2 separate regions of the Homo sapiens genome follow, and region 2 is linked to region 1. Evidence: chromatin loops called from intact Hi-C (ENCODE). Cell type or tissue: Calu3. All regions are shown on one strand. Links, peaks and the distances in the headings refer to the core of each region. The heading gives the core; the rest is flanking DNA.

Region 1 (12,746 bases), core at 4,500-9,499:
CTGTGGTTTGTTATTTGGAGACAGGGTCTCGCTCTGTTGCCCAGGCTGGAGTACAGTGGCCTGATCATAGCTCACGGGAGCCTTGAACTCCTGGGTCCGAGCAATCCTCCCATCTCAGCTTCCTGAGTAGCTGAGACTACAGGCACATGCCACCATGCCTGGCTAATTTTTATTTTTTGTGGAGATGGGGTCTCAAGATGATGCCCTGGCTGATCTCCAAACTCCTGGCCCAAGCCATCCACCCGCTCAGCCTCCCAAAGTGTTGGGATTACAGGCATGATCTACCACACCTGGCCTCACTATGCTTGATGTAGTTCTTTTCAAAGTAAAGGTAAATTTTCCAAATTAGTGACATACTACAAGGGCTTATTTTAAGTTAGAAAAGATGTGCAACATAACAGTAAGAACTTCATAAAGATAGTGTACAACTTTTAAATTCTAAAAACTTAAGATGTAGATATGCATGAAATGATCAAAAGCAAATTTAATAACCCTCATGGTCAAAAGAAAAATGAGTAGGTAAGCTGTGTTTCACAGTTAACAAAATTCACATCCATATGATCAATAGACTTATTTTTCTATCCCCAAAATACTTAAGTTTAAAAGAAATGTTAAAAACAAAAAAGACTGCATATGGACTTAATCAAGACTGCTTTTTTTTTTTTTTTTAAGACCGAGTCTCACTCTGTTGCCCATGCTGCAGTGCAGTGCCACAATCTCAGCTCATTGCAACCTCCACCTCCTGGGTTGAAGCAATTCTCCTGCCTCAGCCTCCCAAGTAGCTGGGATTACAGGTGTGTGCCACCACGCCTGGCTAATTTTTATATTTTTAGTAGAGACAGCGTTTCACCATGTAGGCCAGGTGGTCTCGAACTCCTAACCTCAGGTGATCTGCCCTCCTCGTCCTTCCAAAGTACTGGGATTACAGACGTAAGCCACTGTGCCCAGCTCAAGACGGCATTTAAAAAGTCACTCATCTTTCCCACCCTTTAAAGGTAATGTTTAGCTTTTAATGTGGTGTCTGTCAGTTAATGTTAGTCTCAAGGTCAATTTTTATTTGATCTCAATAGATATCTCACTTTCTCTGCACTCGTTCTACATTTAAATTCCTGTTCCCCAAGGATGTCAGTTTAGGAATATGGAGGCTGGGAGGAGGAGGCATGATGGATGGTTCAAGGTCAGCTAACCAAAGGCTGCCTCTTTTTAGGGTTCTAAATCCATTCCCAGCTTTGTTCTTTCTTTGGGTGGATTTCCTTCTGGGTTCAAAATGTAATGAGCAGGCAGTGATATGTAATTCTGCTCTTTTATTGTAAGTACTTTGTAGCTAAAGAGGCTAAATGGAAAAGTAACAATTCATCCTGTTTTACAGCTATTCAAATAATACATTCTGAAGTCAGTAACAATCTGTTATTTGAAGATGGGCATATTGCTGATTTTTAGCAATGTAAGCTCACCCTTCAAATCCCTGACATCACTAATAATTCATTACCATTAACAAAGTAAGTCAGAAGGCCTGAATTTAAATTCTACTAGTTGGTGAACTTGGGCAAATCACAAGCTGACTCTCAGCTTCTACTTTTTAAAAGTGGGGATAATAATGGCTAATATTCATCCTACCTCACGGCAGTGTTGTAATGGTTATAATGAGATAATATATGTAGGATGATCTGAAAACAGAACACTGCTATAAACATGTATGTTTATATTATTCTAACAATGAATGGCAAAGTATGCTTGGAAGTTCTGTTTTTCATGGTAGTAAAACTAAAAAGTTCCCAAATCATAATCACATTAAAAGAAAACTGCTACATATTTTATATAAAGCTTCAATATCCACCCTTCTCAGATGTTTCTGAAATTCAGAACTACCAATTCTCCCAATTAGGAAGCAGTCAGCCTAACTATATAAATCAGTACTGTCCCTAGGGCAAAATCTGGCCTTGGAATTATAACTGAAGCCATTTATCCAAAGAAGATATACAAATGGCCAGTAAACACAGGAAAAGATGTTCAACATCACTGGACATTAGAAAAGTGCAATCAAAAGCAGAAAGAATACAACTTCACACCCACTGGGATGGCTCAAATTAAAAGGCAGACAATGACAAATGTTAGTGAGGGTGTGAAGAAACTGGAACCCCTGTGCATTGCTGGTAAGCATGTAAAATGGGACAGTCATTTTGAAGAGCAGTTTGGCCGTTTCTCAAAAAGTTAAACATAAAGTTACTATACAGCCAGCAATTTCACTTCACATGTATTCCCAAGAGAAGTAAATTATATGTTCACCCAAAACCTTGTACACAAATGTTTATAGCAGCATTATTCATAATAGGCAAAAAGTAGACACAACCCAAATATCCATCCACTGAAAAATGGATAAACAAAATGTGGTCTATTCATAGAATAAAATATTGTTCATCCATAAAAAGATATGAGATACTGATATAAGCTACAACATGGATAAACCTTGAAAACATTATGCTAAGTAAAAGAAACCAGACACAAGGGCCACATATCACATGATTCCCTTTATATGAAATACCCCCAACAGGCAAGTCCAGAGAGACAGAAAGGAGACTGGTAGTTGCCAGGGGATAGGGGAATAGAGGTATGGGGAGTGACTGCTGATGTACATAGAGTTTCATTCTAGGCAGATGAAAATGTTCTGGAATTACATAGTGGTGTAGCTGCACAATCTTGCAAGAATACTAAAACCACTGAAATGCACACTGTAAAAGGGTGAACTACGTGAATGATAACTCAGTTTTAAAAAATAATAAAATAAGTGTATTCAAATACATTCAATTCCTTCTCCCAGACCCCCGACAGATACCAGTAATGCATCATGGTTATTCTTTAAATCTGACTTGGACTCAGAACCCTTCCTGACACTGAACCCCAGATGGCCACTTTCGAGTTTACGAAGATGAAGAAACCTATTTGGGAATCCAGGACTAGGCACTATGAAAGTGGCTCTAAAACAAATTGTTGAGGCTAAGTAAAACATTTTTAATCCTAAAGGAAGGTGGTAGCTGAGTCTGCAAGAGGAACAGTCCAAGGTAAAAAGCTGTGTTCATAAGATCCTGGATCTTTACATTAGCCATACCATGCATCGACTAACCCCAAAAGGAAGCGTGAGATGCCAGTTCTCAGCAATTTCCTTGAACCTTTAAGCCTGCTTATTTTTAAATGGACTCATACTGACAGCATTCATTTTTTAAAAAATAAAAACTATATATTTACAGCACACATGTTTTGACATACATATACATAGTGAAATGATTTCTATAGTCATGCTAATTAAAATATCCACCTCCTCACATACTTACCATTTTTTGCTTCTGACACCTTCTTCAAGACCTTTCTTCCAGTTTGCAAACCCGGTGCTTGTGTTTTTATACATCGGCTATCCCGATTTGGTCTTTGACTCATGGTATTAGCTGTCTCCACTCCGAAGAGTAGGAGGCCCATTGCCACAAATCAAGATATGGCACGTTCTAGCCCACCTGCCACCTCTATCCCCACCAGACCATGGCTACTTGACCTGCAGTAGAGATTCAGACAGATTATAAAGGTTAGGGTATGACAGGCTGCAACAAAACCTTTCAGGGTCAACTATGTGCTTTCTGGCTGTCCGACCCTCTCCAGATCACCACTCCCATGGAGGGTTTGGGAGTATGAATCTTTCCTGGACGCCTCTCTCTAGCACAATGGACAACAATGGGCAAATGTTTTCCTTAATTACGCCACAGGCTGAATGGCACCAATTACCACATTCTGGACACTTTGAAGTGACCTTGTTTCTGAAGACAGTAGTTTGCAATGGCAGCCTGTAAGAATAAACTCTTGCCGGCGTGCGGGAGGGAGTGGGTGGGGAAGGATCGCCGGCAAGATCACGAGGCGAGGCTTGCGCGCCGGCCCGCACCCTGGCCCCCAGTGCCTACCCGGTGGGCCCGACCCAGCCACGATCAAGGCGATCCTAATCTTAACAATCATGGGAAACCGCGGCTCTCCAAGTTCTACCAGCCCTATGGATTTGTGGAAACATTAGACAAATGTTTTGAAAATGTTTGTGAACTGGATTTGATTTTCCATGTAGACACGGTTCACAATATTCTTGCAGAAATGATGATGGGGGAATGGTATTGGAGACAAACATGAATGGGATTGTTACACAAATTGGTGCACAAAATAAGCTGGAAAAATCTGAGGCTGGCTGAGGGGGAGCTTCAGCCTGTGCTGAACCTGTATCAGCTGTAAAAAATGTGAATCTTCCTGAGATCCCAAGAAATATTAACATTGGTGACATTACTATAAAGTGCCAAACCTGCCCTCTTTTAAATAAAAATTTAAAAAGGCTACTCCCAGGTAAAATCCAGGGGGGAAAGTCACGTAAGTTTACCAAAAATAGAGGAGGACAGTCAAGTTTTGCTCTTGGATTTAAGTCAAGGTACTGTATAAAAGCTGTGTAAAATCAATATGAAAGTTCAATGCTGCTTTCCTTTTTTTTTTTTTTTTAATTTTTTTTTTTGAGAAAGAGTCTCGCTCTGTCGCCAGGCTGGAGTGCAGTGGTGCGATCTCGGCTCACTGCAAGCTCCGCCTCCTGGGTTCACGCCATTCTCCTGCCTCAGCCTCCTGAGTAGCTGGGACTACAGGCGAGCGCCACCACGCCCAGCTAATTTTTGTACTTTTAGTACAAAAAAAGTACTTTTAGTATTTTTAGTACAAAAATTAGACGGGGTTTCACCATGTTGGCCAGAATGGTCTTGATCTCTTGACCTCGTGATCCGCCCGCCTCGGCCTCCCAAAGTGCTGGGATTAGAGGCGTGAGCCACTGCGCCCAGCCAGTTCAATGTTGCTTTTCTTGCTCAGTGATTTTAAGGAAATTGAGTAGTTCCTATGTGATTTATTTATTTTTCTAAACTGCATTCCTGTGCCTACCTACGGCATGCCTCTATGTATTGGCTACTACAGTGTTTTAAAAAGTGTTTGAGATATTTCTTTAATTATGTACAACCTAAAGTGTTGGTGTTTTGTATGGATCACAAGTGCGGCATTCCTTAATTCCTTCTGCTGTTTGTCACACAATTGTTAAAGAACCAGATATGTATCGCATGAAAACATTATGACGTTTTTCTCTTAGTTTAAATAAACTCCAAGGTAACTGGACTTCTAAAGCACCTTTCTGTTTGCCTGATACCTACTTTAGCAATAATTTTTTTTACAACCCTCTGACTCAACAAAGTAAAGTATATTTTATCACTGTTAAAAAAAAAAAAAAGAATAAATTCTTGCCATGTATTCTCATAGGCGTACCTTTGATCTGTCAACCAGAAAAGAGAAATCCCTCTCTGGTAAATCTCACTCCACACACTCTAACAGAAACAAAACTGGCATCCATACTGGAGGACTATTTCTTTTGGTAATCAATGCACATCATATTAGAATGATTTGGTAGATAGAACCCAGTATATAATATACACAAATTCTCTAGTTATTTTAATTATTGTAATAAAATAATGTATAACAGTTACAGCTGCTATCCATTAAGTATCTACTAACTGTCAGATACTGTACTGTGCAGTTTACATACATTATCTTTATACCTCACCACACTCTCATAGGGAAAGTGTCCCTCTCCTATTAGAGATGAGAAATTAGAGATTCAGAGATGAGAAAAGGTGCCCAGGGTCACACAGCTCGTACTAGCAGTGAAGCCAGAATTCAAACCCATGCTTTTCGGCTCCATTTTTGCCTATTTTTTCTAAAGAGCTAATTAATTCAAAAGTCAGCTCATTTCAATTAAATACATACCATGTTGAGCAGTGTGTTTAATGCCTTTTTGAAATCCTTAAGAGATGAATTTAAATGGCAATTTGTTATGCTGTCAAGCGGAATGGAAAAACACTTTGGTGTTTACTTTTCTAATAAAAAAAATAATAAATTACCAGACAAAACATGGACAATTACAAAACAAAAACTGAGAGGAGACCAAAGGGAATAAACTGTTAGCAGATAAACTTAAATGACATTTTCACTGGCAGTTCGTCTGTACATTTTGTACTCTTGACATCTCACTTGTACAAACATTTCACAATTCTTGACCTCACCAAGGGGGCTTAGACAAAGCAATCTTCATCTGTAAAAGGAAGGAGGTGCAAGGGTCCTGAGCAACCCCCTCCTTTTACAGATGAAGGCTGCTCCCAGAGTGGGCAAGCACTATCCCTAAGCTCACACAGCTGGGACTGATGGGGCCAGGACAGAACTCCAGATCTCCTGATTCCAAGGGCCACCACACCTGTCCTAAGCGACCAAAGTCTACCAATGACATTTCCTTTTCCATAGTTTGTTCTACTATGCTTTACCCAATGAATTATAACTGTGTGTGAAAACTATGATCTAAAGTGAAGCTTTTCAAGACAATTATTTCTGACCATAAGGGAAATAAAAATCTATCATTAATCAGTGTCAAAAATCAAATGACAAAATCCAATCAGACATCTCCACGTCCATCAGGAATAGGAACCTGCTCGGTGAGCCTGGATCTGCAGTGAGAAGGGCATCAGTCAAAACTGCACACGTCTGCTTCCTTCTGAATTACGTAAACCTTCCCCGGCTCCTTATTAGTGTACCACCTCCTGTTGCACAATGACAAACAATGAGGCCGACTGTCGCCAATGTTTTCATTAATTACACCACAGGCTGAACGGCATCGATTTCCACATACTGGACATTTTGAAGTCACCCTGTTTCCTTTGTTCAAACAATGTATCTAAATGTCTCAGAAAAAGAACACATTTTATTCAGGTCTTCAAAAGAATTAAGCGATATCAGAACGGCAGGAATTTGAATTGTATGACTGTTCCAATAATTACTTTACGACTTGCCCAGTTTCCCCGATGCCTTCTTACCCTTGGCATCACGTCTAGGTGGGAAAGTGGGACAGAAATCCTAAAACCTTTAAGCAGCTTCCAAAACTAAACAGGCAGATTATACCTCCTCCCCACAAAAGGCCTTGCAAATGGCATTGATGGCAGCAAACCAGGAAAAGAAAAACATCACAAGTAAAAATAAAAGCCTGAGGGACAGAAGTCCCACTCCTCCCGTTCCTTGGGAGAGCTTTCCTCGGGTCCCATGAAAGACAGCGGTGTAGGGCACGTAGACATCTGAGATCTTTTGCCTCCTGGAAAAGGCCCCGTCTGTAACCAAGCACCCCAGCCCTTTCTGACTAATTCGAGGCTCCCTCTCTGCAACCCCTCCAGAGTGGCAGTGGGGAAGGATGAAGCTCCTAGGCATGAGTCCACTCTCTGTCTACCTTCTGTACCACCACAGTCCTCTGAGACACTGTTAAAAAGCCCCATTCTCCAAAGCACGGTTGGAAGTATAAAGAAGTTACCTGCAAGGTAGGCGGAGTTGCCACTTCAAGAACGTAAATGTGGGGTCTTCAGGGCTATTTTAAAGTGTGGTTGCATCCTATAAAGACTGCTTTTGAGATGCTAAGTATACTGTGACACTATGCAGCGAGTATTATAAAGGAATACAGGGTAAGGGAACATGCTTGAACATTGGGCATGAGCAGGAGACAGGATGAAAGAATAAGACCTTAAAGAATTGAAGACACGGCCAGGCACAGTGGCTCACGCCTGTAATCCCAGCACTTTGGGAGTCTGAGGCGGGAGGATCACTAGGTCAGGAGTTTGAGACCAGCCTGGCCAACATGGTGAAACTCTGTCTCTACTAAAAATACAAAAATTAGCCAGGCATGATGGCAGGCGCCTATAATCCCAGCTACTCGGGAGGCTGAGGCAGGAGAATCGCTTGAAACCAGAAGGCAAAGGCTGCAGTTAGCCGAGATCGCCACTGCATTCCAGCATGGGCGAAAGAGCGAAAATCTGTCAAAAAAAAGAAAAAAAAAAAAAAGAATTGAAGACAAGGTCAGGCACGGTGACTCACGCCTGTAATCCCAGTACCTTGGGAGGCCAAGGCGGGCAGATCAACTGAGGTCAGGAGTTCGAGACCAGCTGGCCAACATTGTTAAAACTCATCTCTACTAAAAATACAAAAATTAGCCGGGTGTGGTGGCAGGCACCTGTAATCCCAGCTACTTGGGAAGCTGAGACAGGAGAATCCGTTGAACCCGGGAGGCAGGAGTTGCAGTGAGCCGAGATTGCACCACTGCACTCCAGCCTGGGCCACAAAGAGCAAAACTCCATCTCAAAAAATAAATAAATAAATAAAAATAAAAGAATTGAAGACAATGGACAAAGAGGTGGAAAGGAAGCGCGGCTTTAGAGTTTCGAAGGTGGACGTTAGCTCTGAGCCTGCATCCCAGCTCCACTTCGACAACTGTGTAACCGGGAACACATTCAGGTCTCTGAATCTCAGCTGATCGTGAAATATAGCTGATATATGCAAAATGCCTATTCTAGACCTGGCACATGGTAAACATGTAAAAACGACAGCTGCAACATTATTGCTGCTGTCACTACCACATCAGGTGAGGGGCTGGAGAAGCCTCCACAGATGCAGCAGGTGGATAGTGAAGGAAAGGCTCCAAGCCACGCCACTAACCTGGACTCCCTTTTCCGATGTCCAGAATTAAAGAGAGGTAAAAGTAAGTTTGTGTGACCAAAGTGACACACTTAACATCTTAAAACCTCAGCTAAGGTAATGAAACAATAGAAAACTGGACTATGTGCTCTGTAATTCCCTCGTGTATGCACCCAAACCATGTGTGAACACAACCCCTTTTTGACTCAGAGAACAGAGCTTAGCAGTGGTGCGTGGGTAAATATTTTACAGCTAAAATCCTCCACCCCGTGCCTGAAGAAAGAACCAAGATACCGCACATGGGACAATGATGATATTGGTCTAATGATTTGGTATACTGCCACTGGGGCTGCCTTGTGCTCCCGGGCAGGATGATAGATGGCTGCTCGGGACATCAGGCTGGAGCCTGATCTAGAGTCCAGAGGCCCATGTCATTCCTCATGCAGATGGCTGAGGCACCGACTCAACTTTACCACATAAACGGTTCCAGCAAACACTTCCTGTGCACCAGGGAGGCATAAGGAAGGAGGTCCCTTGTGATCAAGGGAAACCGGGACCTCTGCATGTGCCAGGATGTTGGCGGTTGCTGATGGGAGAGCAGGATTCCTCAGGCAGAGAAGGGGAGCAGACACCAGCAGGAGGGGGCACAGCAGAAGTCAGGGAGCAGGAGTGGAGGCTGGACATTTCAGGCTAGAGCCATGTGAATTTCACGGATTTTGCAGAATACAACTATGACTATTACAATATCTGATGGAGAGGCAGGTGAGTGACAGACTCCAGAGAATCTAAGTCTCAGCAAGGGCAAAGAGAGAATTCGTAAACTTCCAGGTAGAAAGGGGAAGAGAGGAGGCTGGGGGACTTTGGGATACAGGAAGAAACCATCACTGTAATGATGCTGTATTACGCCACTAATGCTCATACTTCTACAGAATAACATTTTGCAATCCCTCCTTGTCTGGCTGCATTTGATATAAATGACTCTTACACCCCCAAAATAATCCTTTCTTTTACATAGCTCCGTATGGTCCTGCAGAGTCCTTCCACATTCATTATGCCTTTTGCTCTGGGCTGCAGGTTGGCTGTCATGGGCAGTTTCCAGCAATGGTGTGAAAGGACCTTAGACAAGTGAAATGCTCTCTACTCATGTGTAAATGAAAACTATGGAGGATCGCCAGGACGTCAACTAAAGTCTTATAATACTATAGTCAGTCTGTCAACGTGGGCAGAAGAAAATTAAATGCTGCTTCAAGCTTTAGGGACACCTCCTGATGAAATCCTTTGGGAGTCCCTGAGATCTAAAACAATTCAGATGTTTTTAAAAGGAGTATAGATCTGCAAGTCTCCTACCAACTAACAACAGAGATAGCAAATAAGACTCTAGTTCAGAACATTCAGATAAACACGACAGTGAGCAGGGTGATAGTAAAGAACAGAATCTTGGGATTTGGGGTTGCCATTGGTCAAATAACCTGATAAATTTCAGATCTAGACAGAGTTATAAAGAAGAGTCTCCTGGCTAGCTCTGTACTGACCAGCAGGTCTTTATATTAAAAGTTCCTTTCTGGGAAGGCCTTCTGTGTCACCCCATGTAAAATTTCTACCCTACTGACATTTTATATCCCCTTACTTTTTTTTTTTATTCTTGTATTTACCATCTTACATGCCATCTATCTTATTTTTTTACCGTGTTTATTGTCTGTGTCCACAATGGAATGTAAGGTCTCTGAAGGAGGGATTCTTGTCTGTTTTGTAGTGATATTTCCTCGACACCTACAACAGGGCCTGACACAGAGCTGACTAGTTCATAAATGAAGCAGACATGTAAAGGCATGTGCGTAAAAAGTTCTCAGAGGCATATTCCTATCCTGGTGAGTCAAAAAGCTGCAGGCAGGGAGATGGAACTCTTATGAGATTCACATACTGTGAGAAAACAAAACAAAACAAAACAAAACAGAAGCTAGGTATGGTGGCTCATGCCTGTAATCCTGGCATTTGGGAGGCCATTGTGGGAGGACTGCTTGAGGCCAGGAGTTCAAGGTCAGTCTGGGAAACCTAGCGAGACCCTGTCTCTACAAAAAAAAAAAAAAAAAATTAAAGTCAGCTGGGCATAGTGTCACGCACCTGTAATCCTAGCTACTGGGGAGGCTGGGGCAGGAGGATCACTTGAGCCTAGGAGTTTGAGGCTGGAGTGAGCTATGATTGTGCCACTGCACTCTGGCCTAAGTGACAGAACAAGACACTCTCTGTAAAAAAATTAAATTAAAAAATAAAAGAGCAAGTACCAGGCCCTACTCCAGACCCACTGGCTCAGAATCTCTGAAGATGGAGCCTACCCATCAGTTTAAAAAAAAAAAAAAAAAAAAAAAAAGGTATTTCAAATTGAAAAAAAAAAAAAAAAAAAGCAATGCATGTTCAAGATAGAAATCTTGTAAAATACAGAAAAACAGAAGCAGGCTAAAACAAAATACCACTGATAATCTCATCTCTAAAGGGCAACCACAATTAAGTCACTGTCATGTTACCTTCTGTCTAATCATTTATTAAGAATATTTAACATAGGCAGGCACGATGACTCGCACCTGTAATCCCAGCACTTTGGGGAGGTGGGTAGGAGGATTGCTTGAGGCCAGGAGTTCAAGACCAGCCTGGGCAATATGGCAAGACACTGTCTCTACAAAAAAATTTAAAAATTAGCCAGGTAGGTGGCACACCTGTAGTCCTGGTTACTTGAGAGGCTGAAGTGGGAGGATCACTTGAGCCCAGGAGTTTGAGGCTACCGGAAGCTATGATTGTGGTATTGCACTCCAGCCTGGGCAACAGAAGGAGACCAGGGAGACCCTGTCTCTAAAACAAGATTGTTCGGCCGTGGGCTGCATGCAGTCCAGGACAGCTTTGAGTGTGGCCTAATATAAATTTGTAAGCTTTCTTAAAATATTATGAGTTTTTTTTGTTGTTGTTGTTTTTAAGCTCATTAGCTATCCTCAGCATTAATATGTTTATGTGTGGCCCAAGACAATTCTTCCAATGTGGCTGGGAAGCCAAAATATTGGACAACCCTGCTCTAAAATAAACAAACAGAATATTTAACACAGTTGAAATCATATTGAATATAAACTATTATAGCTTGATTTTTTTTTAACTTATTGTTAGATCTGTTCCTAATGTCACTTGGTTTTCATTGGCAGGAGGACTTAAACCAAGCAAAATTTACCATGGAACCTTGCATCAGGCCTTCTGAATCTCAAAGCTGGGCTGCAGATGCATTTTAGGAATCTAAGTTCGAAGATGACACAGATGTTCAAAATTTAGTGTACCCCTGGGCACACAATAGACTGTATTTCCCAGCCTCTTTGGAGTTAGCTGTGGCCATGTAATTGAGTTCTAGCCGAAGTCATAGGCAACACTCATAGGTTTGGCCCGTAAGAACCTCCTAACTGTGCTAGTCCACTCTTTTTTCCCTTTTGCCACTGGACACTATCAGCAAGGTGGTCTTTGGGGACGGCAGAGCCACAAGATAGAAGGAAACTGAGTCCCTGAACTCAATGGAGGAGAGTCACCTGCTAACCAGAAACACCCACCTTGAACAAGAGCAACAAATAAACTTCTGTTGCATTTGATCCATTACACATCTTTGAGTCTACTTACAGCTGTAGCCTAGCTTACTCTACCTAATGCAACCCTCATAACCTTTATTTTCTCTGATAGAATGAGAAAACTTATCAGTCCCTAGGATGAGATAATTGAAGAATATAAAGTTGTTCATTAAACAAGTATTTATTCAACATCTACTACATGCCAGGCATTGTTCTAGGCACTGCAGCAATGTTCAATTTGCTAAAATTCTTGTTTCTCTTCATTGGAAGTGATACAGGACAGGGAATATCTTTTCCCAGCCCTGGTTTCATTTCCATAACCCAGGAGCCCTCAATACTGGCTAGTTGGCTTAGAGACTACAGGTGCTCTGGGGTTCCTCACAAGAGAGGAGGCTGCATGGGACCTCTGACACTGCCCGCTCTGGTGGACTGGAAATGAGCAGGGGAGGGAGAAGAACAGGGGCTCTAGAACCTGGCACTGGGAAAGCTGGCAGAGCCAGCTGTCTGAGGGCATGTCTAGGGCAGGCAAACTGGGGGGAAATGGGGCTGCTGTTCACACATGCTCATATGTCATTGTCCAAAAGCGGAATGGAGTTAAATCTC
Region 2 (12,746 bases), core at 3,952-8,951, 50 kb after region 1:
TCACAGTGATGGAAATAAGTGCTAGAACTAACAGAAAGAATAATGTTATCAATTAATGATTTTTGGTGACAGAAATATTACTGCACCTTGAGGGAGATAATACAGTAGCCAAACCATGAAAGCTCTAGAGTCACCAATTCTTAAAATTCTAGTGTCAATGATTTGGCAACTTACTTGAGGAGTTCATTTAAAATATCATTTTCCTCTTAATTCAGGCTTAAGACAGTTTTTGCTTGGTTGAGATGTGGTTATACTTTAGAATCAAGATGTTTTCAGTAGCAACACAGCTCATTTATGACTAAATCTTTACCTTTATGGGTTGTCTCTCTGGAACTCACTTCGTTGAAGGTTCACTTTCGGCATTTACCATAGAACCCTTCTTCTGTATTATTGTTGACATTCCTGCTCTCTCTTCCCAGTTACTCAGTAAGGTCCTTAAGGGAAAAAGTGTGTATGGTGCCTCGTAGACTTACACAAAGTAGTTCTCTGGCCGGGCGCGGTGGCTCATGCCTGTAATGCCAGCACTTTAGGAGGCCGAGGTGGGTGGATCACTTGAGGCCAGGAGTTTGAGACCAGCCTGGCCAACATGGTGAAAGCCCATCTGTAATAAAAATACAAAAAAATTAGCCAGGTGTGGTGGCGGGCACCTGTAATCCCAGCTACTTGGGAGGCTGAGGCAGGAGAATCACTTGAACCCAGGAGGCAGAGATTTCAGTGGGCTGAGATGATGCCACTGCATTCCAGCCTGGGCAACAGAGACTGTGTCACAAAAAAGAAAACAAAAAACCAAACCAAAACAAAAAAGTAGTTCTCCACAGACTGCTGTTGGACATGCTGAGGAGTGCTCCTATGTGGATGAGTTCTGAAACATACTATTGGTGCTTGCTATGGTTTGAATGGGTCCCTTCCAAAATGCAGGTGTTGCCAATGACAGTAATAGGAGGTGGGGCTTTTAAGAGGTGGTTAGGCCATGAGGGCTCCTCTCTGGGTAAATGGGATTAGCTGCCCTTACAAAAGGGCTCAGCAGGGGAGTTACTCCTGTTTTTTGCCCATTCTCCTTCTGCCAGTTGAGGGCAGAGTGTTCATCCACTCTAGAAGACGCAGCACTCAACAAACCTTAATCTTGAACTTCCCAGCCTCCAGAACAGTGAGAAATAAATTTCTGTTCTTTATAAATTACCCAGTCTCCAGTATTTTGTTATAAATGGACCAAGACAGTGCTCCCTTGGGCCTTGGCTAAAGATCTCTAATTTCCAAGAGGCTCAAGTGCCTAGTTCCTCCATTTCATTTCCCCCAAGCAAAGTTCTGAATTTAAATTTATTTCTCACCCGGAGCAAAAGACGCACATTCTGTTCACATCTCTCCAAATAAATGAGCTCATTTCTGTTTCTGAAGTAAATTTACGTCACCCATATTTGAAGATATGGGCTCTTCTTGTGCAAGTACTGAATGAGCCCTTATCTATAAATCACTTGCCTTCAGCCTTTTGAAGAGTCTACAAAGGCAGTTATACGGAACTACAAGATAAAAGTGATACCAAAGGTCAACAAAGCCAAGGATTAAACTTTGTTCCTTTCCTCTAGCAACTAGGAAAAAATACACAATATATCCTGCCATCAGTAAGTCAAAGCTTGATTGATCTAGGGTAATTAAATCATATAATCTAGCAAGTCCACTCCTTGGTTCTCTGACCAGGGCATCACATTCAGAGATAACATATCTGAATACTCATGTGACCATAAACACAAAGATTCCAATCCCAGGGCTGAGGGAGGGAATGGGTTTCCACGTTCCAAGTCCATCAAGCGTGTACATCACAGCCTTTGTTGAAGATACCTCAGTCATAAAAACTCAAACCTTTCTCCCTGTTTCTAAAGCACACAGCTGTGAAAACATGCTCCTTTATGGAACATGTTAGTTGATAATACTCGGGAAAAAAAAGTATGTAATTAATTGTTACCCTTTCCTCATCTCCTGCTTCAGTTTCCTCAGAAGCAGGAAGGTGCCCCCCACAGCGGACTAGGGAGATATGGGGCAATCACAGAAAGGAAATCCTTGGTGTGCCCAAGCCACGGGGAAGAGCAGCTGGGATTGCCACAGAAAAGCCAGCAGAAGCAACAGACCTCTAACAGTGAAACAGCCAAATAATCCAACATGAACATATTTTGAAGAGAAATATCTTTGATTTTATGATGCAATTAAGTCAGGGAGACAGATGTGCAAACTAGTTAAATATACAGGTTTTAGAATTAGATCTGAGTTTAAATCCTAGCTCTGCCCTTAATAGCTGTGTGACAGGAAAGGTCTTTCATCTCTCTGAGCCTCAGCACCCTCATCTGCCAAATGAGGAAAATACCTACCCTAATAGGTTGTACAAGGATTAAACGAGAAAATACATGTAACACTTTTGTGCAAAAAAAAAAAGGGAAATGTGGTTATTATTAACGAAAAAGTGGGACTGTGTATACTCAAGCCACTGCTTCTATTCAATTTCTAAGAAATAATAATGAGTAGTACCTAAACACTTTGGAAGTTTTCTGGGCACCAAGTATAAAACTATGTGGAAAGTTTTTCTATCCTACCAACGTTCACGTATACAACTTTCACTATGAAGACGTGATAAAGCTAAATTATACCTTAGAAGGAAACAAAGACTTTAAAACATGTTTGTTTTCATGTTAATTACAGTAGAAGCTAATAGAGAAATAAAGTTCAAATACTTCTGGAATTATTTTTAGGGAGACTTTTGTTTAAAAACAAGTTAAAGAACAATTGAAGGTGACAGGGAATCAAATTTGGACTTATGGGAAAAAGGGGAACTCAACTACTCAAAGATGTTCCATAACAGAGCAGATTTCCTTATATGACAACGAGCTGCTTCTGATCAGATGTTGAGCAAGTCAAGGTTAAAAGTCTACTTCAATGAGATATTCCACAAAAGACCCTCAATTCAGGAACTCTGCAGGAAGCAGAATATTGGATAAAACTCTTGAACACTACAACACACAACCAACTCTCTGGTGTCCACAGTAGGGCAGAATTTCCCTCTAATAATCATCCCTAATTAGAGAAGGGTCTCCAAATTCAGGTAAGAGACAAATTTGCCACTCAATTCAAATATGACAGAAGCTGAATTCACGAATCTCATGATCCTTAAGCATGTTGTTTTGCTCTCTCAACTCTTTTTTCTCCCTTGATGCCCTGCTTTTATCAGCTATCCAATCTAATTCCATGAATAGTTACTGGCTTCTAGAAATCTATCCCAAAGAAACAAACTCAGATGAAATTTATGCACCAAGATTTTGTACTCCAGTATCATTTTAATACCCAAAATGTCCTCCAATGGGAGAATGATTAAACTATATTTATATTTACAAAAAGAAATGTTATCCAGCTGTTTACACTTTTTTTTTTTTTTTTTTTGAGACGGAGTCTCGCTCTGTAGCCCAGGCTGAAGTGCAGTGGCGCCATCTTGGCTCACTGCAAGCTCCGCCTCCCGGGTTCACGCCATTCTCCTGCCTCAGCCTCCTGAGTAGCTGGGACTACAGGCGCCCACCACCAAGCCCAGCTAATTTTTTTGTATTTTTTTTTTTTAGTAGAGACAGGGTTTCACCATGTTAACCAGGATGGTCTCGATCTTCTGACCTCGTGATCCGCCCGCCTTGGCCTCCCAAAGTGCTGGGATTACAGGCGTGAACCACCGCTCCTGGCCTTAGATGATGTTTTCAAACAATATCCAATGACATGGGAAATGCCACAATAGAATTTTAAGTAAAATTGTGATATAAAATGACAAATTTTAATTATAAAGTAAATGTATACTTTACATAGGTCTACACTAGAAGGAAAAATATAGCAAGTTATTAACAATGGCTATGTCTAGGTAGAATTTTTAATTTTCTTTTTTGTCATTTTGTTTTCCAAGTTCCTTAAAATAATCATATATTCATTTCGTGATCAGAAAAAAAATTATTAAAAAAATAAATATGGCAAAAAAGCTATGTTATAGTTATCTTGGATTTGTAACTCAGAAATCAAAACAATTCTTTTAAAAGGAAGAAGCATGGTATAAGAAAATTAAGTTTGCATCTGACCCTATGTTTGAGATGGTTGCTAAGCACGATGTTGTCTTTAAATTAATCAATAAGCAAGGAACAGCTGGGACAATATCCGGTTTTACTGAGGATGTGGAACAACAGGAACTCTAATATATAGCTAGTAAGGCGATAAAAGAGCATAACTACTTTGAAGAGTAAATTGACTGTATCTAGTAAAGCTGAAAATACATGTGCCCTACTAGACAGCAATTTGTTCCTAGTTACATACCCTAGAGAAAACTCTCATACATGTGCAAAAGGAGACATGTACAAAGATGTCCACTGCAAAACTGTTTAATAGTAAAACAACTGGAAACAACTCAAATATTCACTAATAAGTCAATGGATACACTGTGAAATATTCATTTGATGGAATACTACGCAGCAGTGAAAATAAGTGAGACATATATCAACATGGATAAATCTCAAAATTATAAGGAAAAGAAAAAAGAAAGTTACACAAGTAGCTGAAGGATACATATAGAACACAACTTATATAAAGTCAAAACAAGTGAAAGAATATTCTACACCGCTTAGATATACAAAAACATGTAGGAAAAAGACAAGCCACGAAGAAAACACATGGGCATGATGAATGCCAAAATCAGATCAATAATTCCCTGTGGAGTGGGAGGAGGAGGGAATATCAGGGAAGGATATAAAGGATGGGGAGGGGGCGTTGTTTATTTGAAACGTGTATTTTTCTTCCTGCAGGGAAAGAGATCTGAAGCAAACATGGCAAAATATTAAAATATGACAAATTTGATGAATACACAGGTGTTTGCTATTTTTTTTTTTTTTTCTGTATGCTGACATACTGCAAATGAAAAAGAAATTCTAGGTAGCAGCTGATAATCTCTATGGAGGACAAGGCATCCTATCCACAGCAGTTTCTTAAACCCTGCTGGGTCTAAGGCCCCTCTGCAAAGCTGATGGAATCTATGGCTCCACTTCCCATGGGGTTTATTATGCTACCACCACTCCACCCTTGGTCACCTCAGGAGACATTCAGGAAAACCCATGCCCACTCTTTTGTCATGTGGTTGACCGAGGTAATTTCAACTCTTGCTAAGAGTTACCAAGGCCAGACAATTAGACAGGGAGAGAGCGTGAAACATTGGCTGCTCAGAGAAATAGCCTGTGATAAAAACAAGATTTTCACTGAATCAAGGCTGCCAGGGTAACAACTAGTGAAAAAGCTAAAAATCCAGTGGTACACATGCAACTGAATGTTTTCAAACCAACTTAAAAGGTAGGGGAAGCATTACGGAAAACATTCTTCAACTTAATTCAGCCTTGGTGCGAAGCCAAGGTTCTAAGTAGTGACTGACAACAAAGATTAGTGGGATTTGTTCATACTTCTCAAAATTTTCCTCTATTTGCACATCTTATTTAATAACATTTAATTTGGTTAATTTTTAGCAAACATTTGGCTAATGTCTATGCTTAGCTTTTCCAATAAAGCACTGTGTTATTTTCAGAAAGTCCAGATGAGTGGAAAACAATGACACTTTGAGTTACTGACTCAGTTAATAAAACCTAAGGGAAAATGGCTGCTGAGACTTAGAAGTCATGACGGAAACAACTGGTGACAGTACACCTAAATTACTGGCTAAGCACCTAGAAGGACACAGTCTTTGGCAGGACAGGCTTAAAAGATTGAAACCTACAAAGGGACATTAAATACTATTAATTCAACATGTATGTGAAGGTCTTTAACTGCTGTAATTATCTCAGAGGGTTTTTCTTTTAGAAGTTCTAGATCTGTGGTACTCAGAATTGTCCCCAAAATGCCAACATTGTAAGCTTAACAATGCCATGTAAAATCTCCTGTTTCTTTGTTATGGTCTTTCATTATCTCCATTGTATTCCATCTTTATATTCCAATCCAAATCTTTTATTCATGCCTGCCTCTTCCCTGTCCTCTCTTATTTCCCCTCTACCTTACCTGCAACCCTGACCTCCACCCCAGGCTGCCTCTTGAAAATGCAGAGCAACCACCCAAAGAGCTGGAGAGTGAGTGTTGATTTGGGGAACAATAGTGGGCTACGTAAGAAACCCTTTTGCAATTCACCTTTTTTTTTCCTTCCCTCCATCCAATTTTTCCAAACTTTTTCCCCCAATACTGTTGTTTTTCCCTGAAATTCACTCTGAGGAGTGAATAGGAGTGATAGGTTGAATGAAACCTATGCTACAGTATAAACACACAACTTCTTAAAACTTTCCAAGATCTTTATGCTAAGGAACAACAAAGAAAACTGTGCTGCTTAGTAATACTGTAAAACACATACTGTTTTAGCCCCCCTGAAACACACAGAGGTAATCTGGAAGAAGGAAGGCCTCTCCTGGCCATCGCAGAGACTGGGGCACCACTGGCAATTCAGTGGGCAGGGACAAAAATTGCCAATACACGGCAGTGACACACAATAAAGGCTGGCCCACCCAAGATGCCAGTAGCACCCCAACCGTCTCTCCCACTCTTATTATGATACACTGGACCACAGACACTCATGTAGCCAGATAACTCCAACTAATTTCAATAAATAGTTGGCTAATCTTGACATTTTCTGCCTTGTAGGAAAAGGTAAAATCAGCTATCGATTGGGCTGCCTGAATTCCCAATATCGCACAGATATCTGGGAAGGGGGAGGCAGGTGGTGGCACAAGGTCTGCACAGTATTGCCTCCTAGTGTTTGGAAATTCTCATTAAAATGACCATATTTTGAGTTTGATAGCACTGTATTCCAGAGACTTCTTCACTCATCCTTGATGCAGCATTATATTGAGCCAAAAGAGCTACAGGGGCCATTCTTCCCTGAAAATGAGTCAAGATGGTTACACAACCCTCCGCAGGGATCTGCACACAACGGCCCTCTGAGGGTGTGGGGGAGGACATGGTAAACATCTCTCCCCTTCATCAGCTCATGTTCTGACTCAGATTTTTCCTGACAAAACAAACATGGCTTTGATTACATATTAATTATTTTTGTAGCAAGCAGCTCATTCTCACATTCCTTCTCCTGCTCATTTTCCCTCCATAATTCTTTACCCTTTGCCCACAATCCCTCCTCCCAGTCATGTTGTACTATTTGTATGGAAAAAAAAAATTTTAAAGAGTTGCTTCTTGCCAAGTGTGACATCAACTCATTCTTATTTAGTGATGTCCCGCAAGAACTTGCTCTCCCAAAACGTTTGCTCAGTTTTGAGGCAACAAGATTACTCACTGCATTGTTTTCCCTGTCACTTGTTTTTGATGCATTAGTGCATCTTCTGAAACAGATGACATAACACCTAATTTCTATGACCCAAAGCGCTATACACATGTATACAAGCATCTTTTCAGACAGCTTCAGGAAGACAAAGCATTGCTCCTAACTTACTAAGAAGGAAAAAATAACACTATAACAAGATAACGATAATTTTAACCTCCCTGAAAAAGCTCTCTCTGCTTTCGGTAACAAGAAACAGCTATATGATAGTAAGGAAAATGTAAGCCCCAAATTCCATTCTAGGTGAAGAGCTTTGGTTACTTAGAGGAAAGAGAAGAGGAAGATGAAGAAGGAGTGACCCCTAAAATAGTAGGACAGACATATTACACTACTTCACGCTTAACACTTCTTAGCAAGGCACTTCTTAATGAATGCTCTTGGAAAATCAATAATTTTATTCTACACATAAAATAAGCCAAAGTTTAGAATTATTTTCAGTTAGCTCACTGAAAAAACTGGCGGTGGTATTCTTAAAATGTGTTCGACAATGATGGAATTACCAGACTATGTCAGGTACCGATCTTCTCTCATCAAAGTCTTCTTTAAAACTCTTTCCATTCCACTCCTCTGTTAATTAAAAGGTACAAGTGGGAATGATATTATTCCCTAGCTCTCCTTCCTTCAGGGAACAATATTAGCAGCACAGCAGACTTAATTATCAGAATGCAGAAGCGAATTCCCAGCGTAGGCTGTTCCTGGGCACAAATGCCAGTTCTGTCACATTCCAGTACTGGCTGACCAGGATGGCACTGAGGAACCTCAGCACGTACAAAAAACTGTGTAACAACTTGAGCATGTTCCTGGTCATTCTCTAGGATGTCGGCATTTTGGGGTTTCCACTGTCACCCTAGGGGAATCAGTTTAGATCCAACGCACCTAGAAATACTTTAGGACAGGGCATTCAAAGCTTGGGAGTCTAGGTGGACATCTAGCCTGTTCTGGGGAGTTCCAAAGTTCTCAAAGATATAAGGTTTCAAATAAACTAGAGAAGGAACAAGACAACACATATCCTCCTAGGGAACTGCAACTATTTAACAAAAACAAGGCCAAAAAGTCCATAGAGAGAAAGAAGAAAATCACAGGTTTGTGCTGCTGTCTGTGTGAGGGTGCACATGCGTGCATGTGTATTTTAGGTTAGCTGGAAAAAGACAAAGGAAAAGGCCTTGAAAGTTGTAATTATAGAAAATTGCTCAGGTGACTTCATCCCACCCACATGCTTTTGATTTTCAAAAAGTATGCTGAGCATTTTTTAAGTTAGTGTTCCGGAAAGACCGCAGCTGTTCAACACAGATTTCATATGCTCATTTAAAAACATTATTTTATTAACATAAAGGTTAATGGTTTCTAAATGAGGGTAGCAATTTCCAACATGAGTACCGTAAATTCCTATTAATATTCACTCTCAGTTTAAACATACAGACCCAGAAGGATGAACTGTTCCTTGACATTAACAGAAAAATAACATAAAGATTTATAACCCCCACCCCCCACTCCCTCCAAGAGTTTTAGCGTACCCTCTAGAAAACATTACATCTATGTTAAGCACATCAGTACGGTGACATTTGCCATGACTGTAATACTGCATTCAGCGGACCTAGGGCAAAACAAGTTAGGAGAACTGCAAACTTTGGAAGACACCTGCCCCTCCCATTCCCTACCATGCTCCTCTACCCACCCCACCCTCCGCAGGGCCTCCTTTTGAAGTGCTCTCCGCCATGGCCAGAAAAGGCATTGTGCGGATGCTAGGCTAGGGAGCATTGAGTATGCATCAGTGAAACGGCTCCTACTAGTTGTGGTTTTGCAAGGCCACAAGGCCAAAATTCAAAATTAATCTCCCACTGGGCACGGTTGCTCACACCTGTAATCCTAGCACTTCGGGAGGCCGAGGCGGGCAGATCACTTGAGGTCAGGAGTTTGAAACCAGCCTGGCCAACATGATGAAACCCATCTCTACTAAAAATACAAAAATTAGCTGGGCGTGGTAATGTGGGCCTGTAATCTCAGCTACACGGGAGGCTGAGGCAGGAGAATCGCTTGAACCCAGGGGGCGGAGTGAGCCGAGATGGTGCCACTGCACTCCAGCCTGGGCAACAGAGCCAGACTCCATCTCCAAAAGAAACAAACAAACAAACAAAATTAATCTCCCTTCCCCATTCTGCCATTATTCTGCTCCCTCAATCAAGCAACCCTATGGCTATTTCCCCGTCTTTTTATTCCTGGCACCCAATTTGCCAAATCCTGTCATTTCTTCCTTGAAAATGCCTCTCAAGTTTGCTCCTCCTTCCACTATCCCCACCCCAGCCCAGGCTTTCATCAGCTCATCACTAGGAAACTACAACAATCTCCTAACTGCATTGTCCATCTTTGGCCACTGTCATACCAATTCATTCAAAAAGCGCAGCTGTCAACATGTTAATACCCTGCTCCCTACTGCAACAAACAAAACTACAATCACGTTCTTATGGCATCAACTTCAAATTCCTTTCCCTATCCTTTAGGAGCCTCCAAATCTGGCCCTAACCTAATTTTCCCACCTTGCCGGGCATGGTAGCTCACCCCTGTAATCCCGGCACGCTGGGAGGCCAAGGCAGGTGGATCACTTGAGGTCGGGAGTTCGAGATCAGCCTGGCCAACATGGTGAAACCCCATCTCTACTAAAAATACAAAAAAAAAAAAAAAAAAAAAAATTAGCTGGGTGTGGTGGTACGCACCTGTATTCCCAGCTACTTGGGAGGCTGAGACAAGAGAATCATTTGAACCTGGGAAGCGGAGGCTGCAGTGGCAGAGATCACACCACTGCACTCCAGCCTGGGTGACAGAGAGAGACTCTTTCTCAAAATAATAATAATAATAATAATTGTCTCATCCTCTTACTCCCTCTCAAATTGCAGCCTTCTCTTTGGTCACAGAGTGATCACTCTGCCACCACCCCATCTCCTCAATGCAGGATATTCAGACCCACTTTGCTCAGACTCTCTTGCCAGCCCAGAACTCCTTCATCCACCTTCCCAACCCAACCTAACACATCACACCAAAACCCCACCTGTCCTTTTAGGTTCAGCTCAATTAATCATTCCTCTCTATATACAGTTGTTTCCTATGACTATGGTCCACCTCTTCCCCTGTGGTAAAAACCATCCGGCCTTTGGACTATGACAGACCTGAGTTTAAATCTTTTTGGAAGATGAGCAAGTTGTCTAACCTCTCTGTAGCTCAGCATTATCTATATGTGGATGATGTTAATATTTCCCTCATAGGATTGTTTTTGAAGACTTGCAAAGGTCCTGTATGAAGTACAACCAGTGTAGCACTTGGCACATGGGAAACAGGCACTCCACACAGAAGGTATGATACCATTATACACTACTAAATGAACACTATGCTTGTAAAATCCTACACTTTAAGTCAACCATGAGGTTTGTTTTCTATACTAGATTGTAATCCTCAGGAGCAAAAATCAGCCTGGCAAGATGGAATACATCTGTAGTCCCAGCTACTCAGGAGGCCAAGGCAGACACTTGAGCCCAGGAGTTTGAGTTCAGCCCAGGCAACGTACTCTGTCTCTTTAAATTTTTTTTTTTTAAAGGGCGGCAAAAATTATGTGACATCCAGTTATATCTTACTTATTTAATAATTCCAACTCCCTGAACAGCCAAGAAACAGGGAAAACCAAAAATGGCCTACAGGTCACCAAAATAGTTAAATCCCATGTATTAATTCCTGTGTATTTTAATAACAGGAAGCCCTTCAGACTGCCTCAGAGGCCTATTGGTTTGTCTTTTGTTTGTTTGTTTTTTGAGATAGAGTCTCAATCTGTCACCCAAGCTGGGGTGCAGTGGCATGATCTCAGCTCACTGCAACCTCTGCCTCCTGGGTTCAAGTGATTCTCCTGCCTCAGCCTCCCGAGTAGCTGGGATTACAGGTGTGCACTACCATACCAGGCTCATTTTTGTATTTTTAGTAGAGACAGGGTTTCACCATGTTGGCCAGTGTAGTCTAGAACTCCTGACCTCAAGTGATCCACCCACCTCAGCCTCCCAAAGTGCTGGAATTACAGGCATGAGCCACCGCACCCGGCCGAGGGCTATTGATTTTATTTTGGTTTCCAAGCTGACAGTAGCTGCTACTTGCTATCAGCAAGGGGAATGAAAGAAAAACCATAAAAAGTAAACATACACACCTGATCTGTACCAAATTGTAAACAAAATCAAGTCTAGCAATCAAAACTTCTGTTCTAATTGGTATATTAGCATGTATTATATGAGAGATAATGTAATTCTAATGTTCAAAAATAGAGACAAAGGCCGGGCGCGATGGCTCACACCTATAATCCCAGCACTTTGGAAGGCCAAGGCGGGCAGATCTACCTGAAGTCAGGAGTTCAAGAACAGCCTGGCCAACATGGTGAAACCCCGCCTCTACTAAAAATACAAAATTTAGGCAGGCATGGTGGTGTGCTCCTGTAGTCCCAGCTACTCAGGAGGTTGAGGCACGAGAATCACTTGAACCCAGGAGGCAGAGGTTGCAGTGAGCCAAGATCATGCCACTGCATTCCAGCCTGAGTGACAGAGTGAGACCCTATCTGAAAAAACAAAAAACAAAAACACTTAAAAGCAGTACCTGTAAAGTCCTGCATTTAGATGAAAAATAACCAGTTGTATAAGGATAGGGTGTGGGAAAACTGGCTCAACAGCAATTCAGTGGGGGCTTTTTTGATCTCAAGTTCAGAAAGTGGAAGCAGTAGTCCCAGGCACCTGGCAATGGTTACTGTACACCTGCGAGAGTATTCTGGGTGTCATGTTTAAGAAGAGATTTTTAAACTAGGGTACATCCTGAGTTGAGTGATAGAAGTCATTGTCCAGAAACCTTGTCTTATTATTATTTTTTGGAGATAAGGTCTCACTCTGTCACCCAGGCTGGAGTGCAGCAGCACAATCTCGGCTCACTGCAACCTCTGCCTCCTGAGCTCAAGGATCCTCCCGCCCCAGCCTCCCAAGTAGCTGGGACTACAGGCATGCACCACTGTGCTGGTCTAATTTTTTTGTATTTTTTGTAGAGACGGAGTTTTGCCATATTGTCCAGGCTGGTCTTGAACTCTTGGGCTCAAGCAGTCCGCCCACCTCAGCCTCCTAAAGTGCTGGCATTGCATTATAGGCATGAGCCACCACACCTGGCCGACCTTTTTTTATGAAGGAGATTTGAAGCAGATTACAGTTTTGGTTTGCAGAAGAGACGACTCAGAATATAACCCTCTTCTAATATTACATGGGTGCCAAATAGATACAGGATTTGATCTAATTTTATAAAGTCCCAGTGATCAGAACTGAGATCAGTGGACAGAAATTATTGGGAGGTAGAGTTTGGTTTGATAAAAAGAACT

Evidence for each region. Hi-C counts contacts between places; a loop is a spot of excess contacts. Peaks named below come from ENCODE experiments on the same cell type or tissue, not always from the same donor. Only the 100,000 strongest peaks of a DNase experiment are listed, where the experiment ranks them.
Region 2: a loop joins it to region 1, with 3 times the contacts of the local background. A loop is called at or near these places in 24 of 110 quality-filtered maps.

The regions. Positions count from the first base shown.
Region 1 is chr12:12,443,702-12,456,447 of GRCh38, reverse strand. The region is part of intron 3 of BORCS5 (BLOC-1 related complex subunit 5); the gene reads right to left. It also overlaps the pseudogene AP3S1P3. Among named protein-coding and RNA genes, the nearest start is that of BORCS5, 93 kb to the right of the region's middle. RefSeq lists an enhancer at 10,201-10,370. In Calu3, for the core only: no CTCF peak of the experiment used is centred there; a DNase peak (open chromatin) is centred at 6,627.
Region 2 is chr12:12,392,743-12,405,488 of GRCh38, reverse strand. All of the region lies in intron 2 of BORCS5 (BLOC-1 related complex subunit 5), which reads right to left. Among named protein-coding and RNA genes, the nearest start is that of BORCS5, 42 kb to the right of the region's middle. In Calu3, for the core only: no CTCF peak of the experiment used is centred there; a DNase peak (open chromatin) is centred at 6,968.